Regions from separate parts of the Mus musculus genome. Here region 1 is linked to region 2. Evidence: chromatin loops called from intact Hi-C (ENCODE). Cell type or tissue: left cerebral cortex. All regions are shown on one strand. Each heading gives the region's core, and the rest is flanking DNA. Links, peaks and the distances in the headings are about the cores only.

Region 1 (5,349 bases), core at 173-5,172, 630 kb before region 2:
CCGCCCCCAAACTGGCTTTTGGCCATGGCGTTTCACCGCCACAGCAATAGTATAATCCAAACTAAGGTGGGACCCTAACTGAATTTTCCCGTTTCAGCACCGGAAGGGGCCCCCCATCACCTGGTCCTATGGCAGCCTCTAGGAGCCATGCTTTCTCAGAGAGTGTTTCAACACTTCCCTGGGGGCTCGAACTCCCATTTTTCTTGGCCCTGAAAGTTACTGGTTAACTGGCACGTCAGGAACCCTGCGCATTGTGTACACCGCATCTTCAAGTCTAGTCCAATTTGGCCCCAGGCACGTCCGTGTGTCATCCCTGAGCTCTCAGCATTCACACTGTCCTCAGTCGTCCTCAGGGCCTTCATCGGAGCAGCCAGCCCTACTGGACAGCTGCAAACCATTCCGGATACCACACCAAGCTTCAGAGAAACAATGCTTCCTGTGACAGGATAAGCACTCACACCACTTCCCACACTGGAGGACTGCTTCCACTTTGCAGACAGACAAACTGGAGGTCAATTAGAAGAAGCCACCTATGCAAGCCACAGGATACCTAGGGCTCAAGGCAAGTATGTCTGCCTGTGCTGAGCCTGGCATCTTTTTTTTTCTTTCTCCTTATCTTCCAAGACAGGGTTTCCCTGTGTAGCCTGTAGACCAGGTCTGTAGACCAGGCTAGCCTTGAACTCAACCTGCCTCTGGCTTCCAAATGCTGAGATTAAAGGTGTGTGCCACCACTGCCCAGTGAGCCTAGGCTCTTAACTCACAGATTACACCATTCTCTGAGAATGCCACAGGCCTGTGTCTCCAAGAAATGTGGCATGGGATAACCTGGAGGCCTATGTGTCAGAAAATGGGATCAAACAGCTACAAGCAACACCATAGGGACCGGTCTCACTGCCCGCAATGGTGGCATCTCCAGTCCCCACATTGTCACAGACACAATGTAGTCTGCTCAGATGTCAGGCCTTCCTCCTTAAGAAAGTGTTGTCTGCTCTCTGGGGAACATCCTGCATTGTTATTTTAGCTCATTTATTTTATCTCCCTTGGTGGTGATTAACTTTGTTTCATCGGTTGCTGTTAAGAGTAACTAACAGAGCCGATGTGAACCCTGTTAATCTGGGTGCCTTTATTTTTGGCAAGTAACCCCCATCTGTGTTGCGTTTTGGAAGTATTTTAGAAGCACTCTGAAAGACAGGAAAATGGGGTGGGGTGGGGAGGAGATGGTCTGGAGCCTGGATATGGGGAGATGGGGTTTGTAACTACGCAACTGGAGTTTGCCTCCCACAGTGTACACAGAAAGAAATGATCAGCCAACCCTTTACTCCTTCCAGACAAGTGTTAGACCCTCACGTAGATATTCTGCCCTCGAAGGGTTGATCAAGAGGCATGTGCAAGCTGATTTAGGCAGGCAGACATATGGTAGAATGCAGAAGCTTATGCACTTATTTAAATATGAATTATATACATGGCATACGAATGATTCATCTGTCAAATGGCTAATTTCAGTGGAGAGGCAAGCCCATTTATATATGCAGCTTTAAGGCACTCAAAAATCAGCTGGCAATGGAGCTGGGTTGTAAAATAATAATAACTCATAGCCCACACAGGGTAGCCGCTTGCTTAGTCCATGATCCAGTGAAGTCCAGGGTTGGGTCTTGACCACTTTCTGTTTTGTTAAATGAGGTCCCCAATCTGCCTATGGGCTTCCACAGTGTGTCAGTTGGCTGTGATCACATTCTGACAAGAAGCTACTCAAGGGAGTGTGAGTGTGTGGGTGTATGGGTATGTGGTTTTGCCTCAAGGGACACGGTCCGTCTTGACCAGGAAGCACAGCAGCATAAACTCGAATCATCCTGTCACACTGCGTCTACACTCAGGAAGTAATAGAGTGTGGACAGGAAGTGGGGCTGACCGTAATAATCTCAAAACCTGACCCCCTTCCCCCAGTGGCTAACTTTCTCCAGGTAGGCTCCACTTCCTAAAGGCTCCACAATATTTACCTAGTCGGGAACTAGATAATCAAACACACAGATCTGCGGAGGTCATCTCACAACCACTCCATAGCGTTCCATCCCTGAGACCCATATGGCATCCACGGAAGTCTCTGCTTGAAATGCACTCAACCCAACGCCAAAGGTCGCCAGGGTCTTTAAATAGTCCTCAAGCTGTGAGCTAAAGTCAAAAGGCAAATTCTGTATTTCTGCCACACGATGGCAGAGTGAATGCATCACTCCAAATAGCTGGAAAGAAGGCGCGGCAAGAAAATCTCAGACCAGAGGAAGACAGAAACCCAGCTGGGGAAACCCCAAACCCTTCTGCTTCATGTTAGGCATCTGGGGTTCATGATGGAATAACATTGGGTAGCCCCTCTCCTCCAGTTCTACTGCCTGCAGCTCCTGCATCCTCTCTTGGTCTGCCTCTTCTCTGTGTCTGCACCTTTCCTTGGCAGATGCTCCATGATCTTGGCACTTCCAGTATCCTCCCAGTGCCTGTCCTGTCATCCTGTGTGGAACCGGTGGTTTCTGAAAGGCCCGGTCCTTTCAACAGCTCCAAACCTCACAAACTTCTTGTCACTCTGCTCAACTTAGGCTCTTTCTCACTGCAGACCCAGATGGCAGCCACAAGCCTCGACTGGCCGTACCTAGAGCCCGCCATGCTTCATTCTGGCCTCACACAACGTCTCAGGACACGCACACCGTGCAGTCAGGTTCTTTACCCTCATGTCACACAGGGGAGCTCTAGCCGGGTATCTATGGAGAGATTTCTTATTCCCTGTGCTGGCTGGTTTTGTGTCAACTTGACACAATCTAGAGTTATCAAAAAGGAAGGAACCTCAATTGAGAAAAAAACGCCTCCACACAATTGGTCTGTAGGCAAGCCTGTAGGGCACTTTCTTAATTAGTGATTGATAGGGCAGGGCTCCGCCCATTGTGGGCGGGGTCAGCCCATTGTGGGCGGAGCCAGCCCATTGTGGATGGGGCCATCCGTAGGCTGGTGGTCCTGGGTTCTATAAGAAAGCAGGCTGAGTAAGCCATGCGGAGCAAGCCAGTAAGCAGCACCCCTCCATGGCTTTTGCATCAGCTCCTGCCTCCAGGTTCCTGCCTTGCTTGAGTTCCTGTCCCTAACTTCTTTCAGTGATGAATGGAAACGTAAGCCAAATAAACCTTTTTCTGCACAAGTTTCTTTGATCCTGGTATTTTATCCCAGCACTAGAAACCCCAAGGCAGAAATTGGCACCAGGATAATGGGGTACTGCTGTGACAGACCTGATCATGTGTTTTAGGAACAGTTGAGGAAGGACTTTGGAACCTTGCACTAGAAAAGCCACTGAGTGTTGAGAGCTCAGTGAGCTGTTCTGCAGGAGCTTGGAAGACGAGACCGGTTGCGGGCAGTGTAGACGATGAAGGCTTGGTCTGTAAGGTTTCAGAGGGAAGCAAAGACTTTACTGGGTGTTTTTGTGTGAAGAATCTGTGCTTCCTGGCTAGCTGGCACTTGATTAACAAGAGACAAGAAACAGTAAAGTTAAACCTTTGCTTCAGTGGGAAAACGGATGCTGCTCATCAACCAAGAACCAGCTGTCATTAAGAAGCATCGCTGAGGTGAAATCTTCTGGGAAGGGTTTTCTCAGGGTCAGCACCACAGAACCTGTGATCCAGGAGCCACCAAAGTTGTACCTTGTGCTGGCAACTGAATGTGGTACTGTAAGAGTCACCAAGTAGTCCTGGTTTTGAAGGCATGAAGGGGTCCTGAAGAACAGCTGAGGCTTGGCACTGTGTGGCAGGACTGGGGCCTCTGAAGAGAGCCACGGTGAGGCTGTTGGTGGAGGTGCAACTCAATTGCAGCAGGGACCCAACATTTTTTGGAGATGTCTATACCATGGGAGGACCACCAAGAACAGCAGCAATGGAATGGGGCCAGCTGGAGCCTAGAAGACCAGCTGTGTGTGCTGCAGAGGGCAGACCCTTAGAAGTGACCTTTGGAGGAGCCCAGAATATTGTGAGTGTAGTCCAGATAACTGGTGGTTGTCTCTGCCTCTCTCCTTACAATGGGATCACAGAAGTGTGGTGTCACACTTGGCTTTATGTAAGTGCTTCGGTCTTGAACTCAGATCTTGTACAGCAAGCGTTTTCCCCACTGAGCTGCCTCTCCAGCCCCCTTGATAACATAACTTTCTCTAGTATGAGCTGTGAGGAAAGAGCCAGTCAGAGGGAAAGGCTCACACACTGGAGACCCACAGGAGCTTGTCCACAGCCAGCTGAGACTTCCCCCAGCCCCAGGTCTCTGGGGTGTCACCCTAGTGTCCCCTCCTGCCTGCCATCACTGTCTGGCCCTACAGGACTAGACGTTCCTTCTTCCCTGAGCTCCTTCTGACATTTGTACAGGGCAACCCCAAAATGCTTTGAGGAGGGAAACAGGGGTGACAACATTCAGTTCACCTGCTGGGTAACAAGGAGAGAGGACCCCATCCTTTTCGATTCTCCACCAGATGATGCTGCCCTGGCCTGGCTGTGGGGAAGGACTCTGAGTTAATGGTTTGAGCCTCTCTGTCACGCACAGGCTTTGAGATAGACATAAAACTGATCTGGTGCCAAGCTGAAGGTTAATTGAGTATTTGGTGCGCAGCAGGGCAGATGAGAGAGATTCCCTTTTCCCTCTACCCTTGGCCAAGCTAGGCGCCCACGGACGCAGAAGGCTTGATACAGGCAAAACCGCACATTTGGGAGGCTTCCAAAAAAGAAGAGGCTAAGATAAGCAGAAATGGGGCGGGGGAGTCCTTCAACAACTTACTGGGTGGGGCTTGAAGCTGGGTGGGATTCAACAAGAACCTGGGAGTCAATCCTTCCCTGAGGCAGCTCAGTGAGTTTGCCCGGTAACTTCCATGGGTTGAAGTTCTAGTAAGCAGAATTGTATGTTGGTGACTCATCACAACATGGCAACAGCTGTGTGCACGTGTATGTGTGCATGCATGTTCACGTGTGCACAGGTACACGTATGTACACGTATGTACATGTATGTGTGTGCATGGAGAAGATAGAGATTGATGTCCAGTGTGTTCCTCCACCTTATATACTGAAGCAGTCTCTCACTGCCTAGTCAGATTGCCTGGGGCATCCCATTTCTCCCTCTCTAGTCCTAGGGTCGCAGGTGGGCTGCCTGCCATGCCCATCTGGCGTTTACATGAGGACAGGAGCTCTGAACTCAGGTCCTCAGGCTTGTGAGGCATGCCCCACTGAGCCATCTTCTCAGCTCCCACAGTGCTCTAGAATGGAGTTTTCTGTCTGAAGCTTCAGTTCAGAGGACCCCCGAGATGACCTCTGTGACTGATCCTTCCTATGACTGTTTCCCTCTCAT
Region 2 (5,349 bases), core at 103-5,102:
GTCGTGACGTGATTTTCTGTGTTTCTTTGAATAGTGTTGACCTGAGCCAGAACTATGAGGCTTCTCTGGTTAACCGGGTTACTACAAGGGGGTCAAGGGTCATGTCCACTAGTTCAGGGCAAGGACTCTGGTGTCTTTCCCTGGTTCCCACTCAAAAGGCAGATTCTTCTTGCCCCACACCATTGTTGAGGTCAGAATCTGAGGCCCAATTCAAGCGGAATCACAGTGGCAAAACTGACCCATGTGTGTGCACACGCACGCGCGCGCGCGCGCACACACACACACACACACACACACACTTGGATAGCAATAGCCCTGACTTACAATGTGCAAAGGACGGAGGGACAGGAGAATGTCACTACGTCGGCTGCTGGACCAGGCATCCCAGCGAGGGTAGTCCCCCTTCTCCAGAACAAACTGCTCCCCACGAAAGGCCCTGCGCTCGAACGCCAGCCACCTGAGGGGGCAGGGAACGGGGTCACCCCTGGTGTGGCTGAGCAGGGACCCCCATGCAAGAGAAAGAACAGGAACCTCACATCTTCCCTACCCCTACCCATAACCCAGTACAGACCCCTGTGCCTGCTGTTAGGGAGGCTCTGGGGACTCATTGGTACTAGTGTCCTGCGCCAGGAGCCCATCAAGGACATGCTGAGAATCCACGTGCACCACGTTTGGGAGGAGGTTTGGTAAAATTCCCCCATGAAAGATCGATGGGTAAGGGGCTAGAGTGCTAGCTCAGTGGTTAAGAGCATTGGCTGTTGTTACAAAGGACCAGGGTTCAAGTCTCAGCACACACAGAGTGGCAGCTCATGAACATCTCAACTCCAGTTCTAGGGGATCTAGCGCCCTCTTCTGGCCACTACGGGTAGTGCATGCACTTAGTGCAGAGGCATACATGCAAACAAAACACTCACATACATAAAATAAAAATGAATAAAACTTAAAAAAAAAAAAAAACTTCTCTTTTCCCCTCTAGGCACAGCACTGTTTGTCCTCAGATGAGGAGATACAGCTGGCAGACATGCCCGAGAACGCAAAGTCCTAGAGCATAGACTCAGTCTGAGGGTCAGAGCTCAGTGCACAGCGCAGAGCCTGCTGCTCGAGGGGAGGGCAGGTTCCAGACACCTAGGTTTTCTTGCCTCAGTTCCCTCCACTATGCCAGCGACAGAAAGGGGCGTGGCTCTTGCAGGACAAGGATTCATGATATAATTCAAGTGAAGCTTTGCAGGGTCATAATTCCTACGGTTATTTAACAGTAAGTCCTGTTTCTGTTAATAATGATAATTAAAAGAAACCCTTTTAACCATATGGTGTTTTGTTTGCATGTATGCCTGTGCACTTTATGTGTGCATGGTGCCTGCAGAGATCAAAAGAGGGTGTGGGATCCTCTGAAACTGGAGATACAGACAGTTGTGAGTGCCACGTGGGTGCTGAGAATCGAACCCAGGTCCTCTACAAGAGCAGGAAGTGCTCTCAACTGCTGAACCATCTCTTCAGGCCTTATTTACATAACTGTGCACAGCTGGTGCTAACTCTGAGCTGGACACCAGCTGGCCTCCTTCCTGTTCCTGTCATACGCCACAGGAACTTATGGATGGAGAAACTGAGGCAAAGAAAGGCAAGGGCCTGGGGCAAATCTGGGGCTGGATTGGGCCTCACAATGCAGGAAGCCGGGGCAGTGGGTGCTGCCCAGGTACTCACGGTCCAGACTCCACTTGGATGGAGCCCACCTTCTCCAACAGGCTGTCGGTGAGGTTGGGACACTCCGCCGAGAGCTCGCATCGCTTGCCCTGGAAGTTCTCTAACTCGTACACCGTCACCTGGATGGACAGAGGTGAGAACCTCAGCCTCTGCAGGGCTCCAAAGTCCACGTCCTTCCACGGAACAGCAGGAAGCCCCTCCACCACCCCCGACCTGCTTCCCGCCCCCATCCCCCCTCGCCGAGGTGAACCACGCAGTCTGCACCGCCCCCTGGTGACCTCAGTGAGCAACTGCAATAATGCCCCGGGTTCCTACTGAAAATCAGCAGGGCAGCCTCAGAAAATTTCCTCAGACTCTATTCCTTCACGCCATCCACGTCGAAGCCTCAGCATGGCTTGGGATGGACAGAGCGAGCGATGTCACACTCCCCCCATCCACCAACCATGCTCAGGCCACCCGCTTTATCACGTGACAATTCTGGGACCGGGGACAACAGGCATCGCTTCCGGTTTTTTTGTTTTTGTTTTTGTTTTTTTGTTTTTTTGTTTTTAAAGATGAAGCTGTCAGCACCCAGAAACACCAAGCAACTCAAGCGAGGTCACACAGGAAAGGCGGAGCTTGAAGCCCACATCCCCCGAAGCCTGGTGCCCGGGAACTCCACTGGGTCAGTTGTAGCCCTCAGCCCTGGGCTCTAGGTCCCATCAAGATCCAGCCAGGTACCTTGTAGCTGCCCCCAAGGCCTCCATGGCTCTTGCCAGCTGCAGCCTGCTCAGGTGCTCCGTGCTGCTCCGCCATCTCTCTGGGGATACTTCTGCCTCAAACTGGAGGAGAACCAGGTCACCAGCTGCGGCCAGCAGGATCAGGGACTGGTGGGTTCCCACCCAAACAGCACTGAGGGCCAAGATCTATAATCAGTCAACAAACACCTCCTGGACACCTGCTTTGGGCCACGCATCTGGGCCAGTCAGTGGGACTGGGGAATCCCAGAGGCCCAGTAATGAAAGACCAGTTTACTGAGAACACAGGGAAGAAAGGACTTAAACTGGATGGCACTCTCCCCCCACCCCACACACACAACCAAATGCTCCCTGTAAAGGGCTGGGTATCTCTATGGGCTCTCTGCAGCCTCAGTGCCCAGGACTGGACCTCAGGACAGCCAGGGTGGACAGCAGACCACAGCAGGCAGGAAAAACAGACGGACTGAGCAGCCATTAAATGGGCCAGGTCTTTGGAAACCATCCCTGACCGTGAAGCTGACTATTGAGTGCTTACCGTGTTCTAGGCTCTCGCATAGTGGACCCTGGAAGTCTCTCTTAGCCTCAGGAGGCAGAGACCTAGGACACAGGTCTGCAGACATTTGCTCGCCAGCAAGGGTGTATGGGCGTGCACACACATGCACTGTCCTGCACAACACCTGTCCCCGACTGACCCGCTCCTCCCTCATGACACACTTGTGTGAGGTCCAGCAGCTTCTGCTCTGTATCTAACCTGCATCATTAGGACATGGGCCTTGGCCCACTTCATGGGGATGACCGGGTATTCCCTTTCTCAGAGCTGCCCACTCCTTGGTCCTCAGCCCACACAAACAATTGGGACCCAGCCTCGTGCTCAGACCCGCAGACAATACAGTTCACCAGCTCTGTCTGTGGCTGGGCCTAGTTGGCAGGCTTGGTTCCTGGAGGTCACCCTCCCTACCCTCGAGTGAGCCAGACAAGGGCCATGCACACCAGAGAGACCCGAGGTTGCACCTTCCTCAACAGTACACTCCCCCCTGCCTCACCCAGTCCAGTACAAACCTGCTTCCAGGACCAGTTGTCTCCAGACTGGCGTGCCTCCAAGGCTGGCCTATTTATGGGCATGTTCTGTTGGCCCAGCACATTACGGGATGCTGAGATAGCATCCTGTCCACCCGATCCTGTCCGGGCCATTTCATCCTAATGGTGTGTCCGGGAAGGCCCCCTAAGGCCAGTCACCTCTTGCACAAGTCTGATGACTTCCTGGGAACCGATGGCCTTTGCTGGCTTTGTGGGATGCTGGCCAGACTACACATGTCAATGATGAGACTGTGTTTGAAAGAGGCCACATCAGTTACTTGGGGGTCATAAAGCTGTTTGCTGTAGGCTCAAATCCTCAAGTCAGCCTACATCCCAATTTCGGATCCTTGGGGTGCCATTTTACAGATTCCACGACTGAGGCAAATCACTGAGTTCTTACGGTCAGAGCTACAAACTGAATTGAGTTTCAGTGTGTGAGTATGCATCGTGTATGTGGCTGAGTGAGCCTGGGTGCACACAGATGCCAGAAGAAGAGGCTGGTGCCCCCGCTTTACCCTGCTTTGCTGTATTCCCTTGAGACAGGGTCCCTCACTGAAAACGGAGCTAGATCCACAGCCAGCCCCAGCAATCTTCCTGTCTCCATCCCCAACCACTGACACAAAGTTTCTCTGTATAGCCCTGGCTGTCCTGGAACGCACTCTATAGACCAGGCTGACCTTGAACTCAGAAATCCACCTGCCTCTGCCTCCCAAGTGCTGGGATTAAAAGCGTGTGTCGTCACTGCCCAGTTCACCACTGGCTTTTCGTGGGGTGCTGGAGATTTGAACTCTGCTCCTTGTGCTTGCACGACCACTTAGCCATCGTCCCAGGCCCATAAACAAATGTACTGGTTAGCACTAAGTCACTGTGGCTAAAATGTCTGACAGAAACAAGGGTGGACAGTTTATTTTGGCTGGCAGTTTTAGACGACTGAAGCCAAGGTTGCTGGTTGCCACATATTTGTAGAGAGTGTCATGACATGGGGCGTGTAGTAGACAAAGTTCTTTGTTTTGAGGCAAGATACCGAAGCAAGGAGACGGACATGGGAAGGGGGCAGGGACAGGACGCTCTGGAGGACCAGACCCCAGCTGCTTCTTCCAGTCAGACCAGCTCCTAAAAGCTCCAGTTTCCAAAAATGGCACTTGCACTTCTGTCTGTCTGGAAGCCAGATGCTCTACGCATGAGATTGTGGGGGACATTCCGTGACAGTACAGGGTTTCTTCTTCCTGTAGCTCAGAGGCTGTATGCTGGCTTAGCACGAGGGAGGCCTGTGTTCCTCCACACAAATCAACCAGCCGCAGATCATCACTGACGGGGGCCAGAGGCAGGAGGATCAGGAATTCAAGAGTAGCCTCCATTGCAGGGTTGACGACAGCCTGAGCTGTCGCGATGAGAGGTCACGTGAGCACAGCACACATCACATGGCTGTCACTTGATTCCATTCCCCCAGGACCTCACCTACCACTGATCACATTAATGGCCACTTCCTGCCACGGGTGATGGAGCCAGTTGTCACTGGCTGGGTGGTGCTGCAGACAGCGTGGCACCCTCTCCACACTGAATCGTCCTGAGCACTGTGACATCTGAGGTTTTCTGTCTGCCATTCCCTAACCCACAGTTCCGAACATCAGCACCACTGCTGTTCAGAGCCACGTGCTCTTAGCAAGGGTAGAATGGGATTTGGAGCGGGGAATCAGGGGCTGTCCTGTGAGGGGCGGGGGTGGGGCTGCTTCTCAACATCTCCACCAAGGCTGTTTACCACAGTGCTGGATAATTAGTTAAGTCATCAGAGAGGAGGAAGTCACAATTAAGAAAATGGCTCCATAAGATTGAG

Evidence for each region. Hi-C counts contacts between places; a loop is a spot of excess contacts. Peaks named below come from ENCODE experiments on the same cell type or tissue, not always from the same donor. Only the 100,000 strongest peaks of a DNase experiment are listed, where the experiment ranks them.
Region 1: it touches region 2 in a loop (3-fold over the local background); 9 of 42 quality-filtered maps call a loop at or near these places.

What each region holds. Positions count from the first base shown.
Region 1 is chr5:112,452,907-112,458,255 of GRCm38, forward strand. All of the region lies in intron 9 of Sez6l (seizure related 6 homolog like), which reads right to left. Among named protein-coding and RNA genes, the nearest start is that of Gm6588, 6.2 kb to the left of the region's middle. In left cerebral cortex, for the core only: a CTCF peak has its summit at 2,209 (motif pointing right); DNase peaks (open chromatin) are centred at 1,524, 1,710, 2,218 and 4,694.
Region 2 is chr5:113,078,059-113,083,407 of GRCm38, forward strand. It overlaps Crybb3 (crystallin, beta B3), which reads right to left and starts at 3,526. Exons shown (of 6, transcript NM_021352.3): 1 at 3,498-3,526; 2 at 2,422-2,592; 3 at 1,702-1,820; 4 at 325-457. The coding sequence starts at 2,496. In left cerebral cortex, for the core only: CTCF peaks have their summits at 857 (motif pointing left) and 1,991 (motif pointing left); DNase peaks (open chromatin) are centred at 2,012, 3,558 and 4,718; H3K4me3 peaks cover 257 bases; H3K27ac peaks cover 547 bases.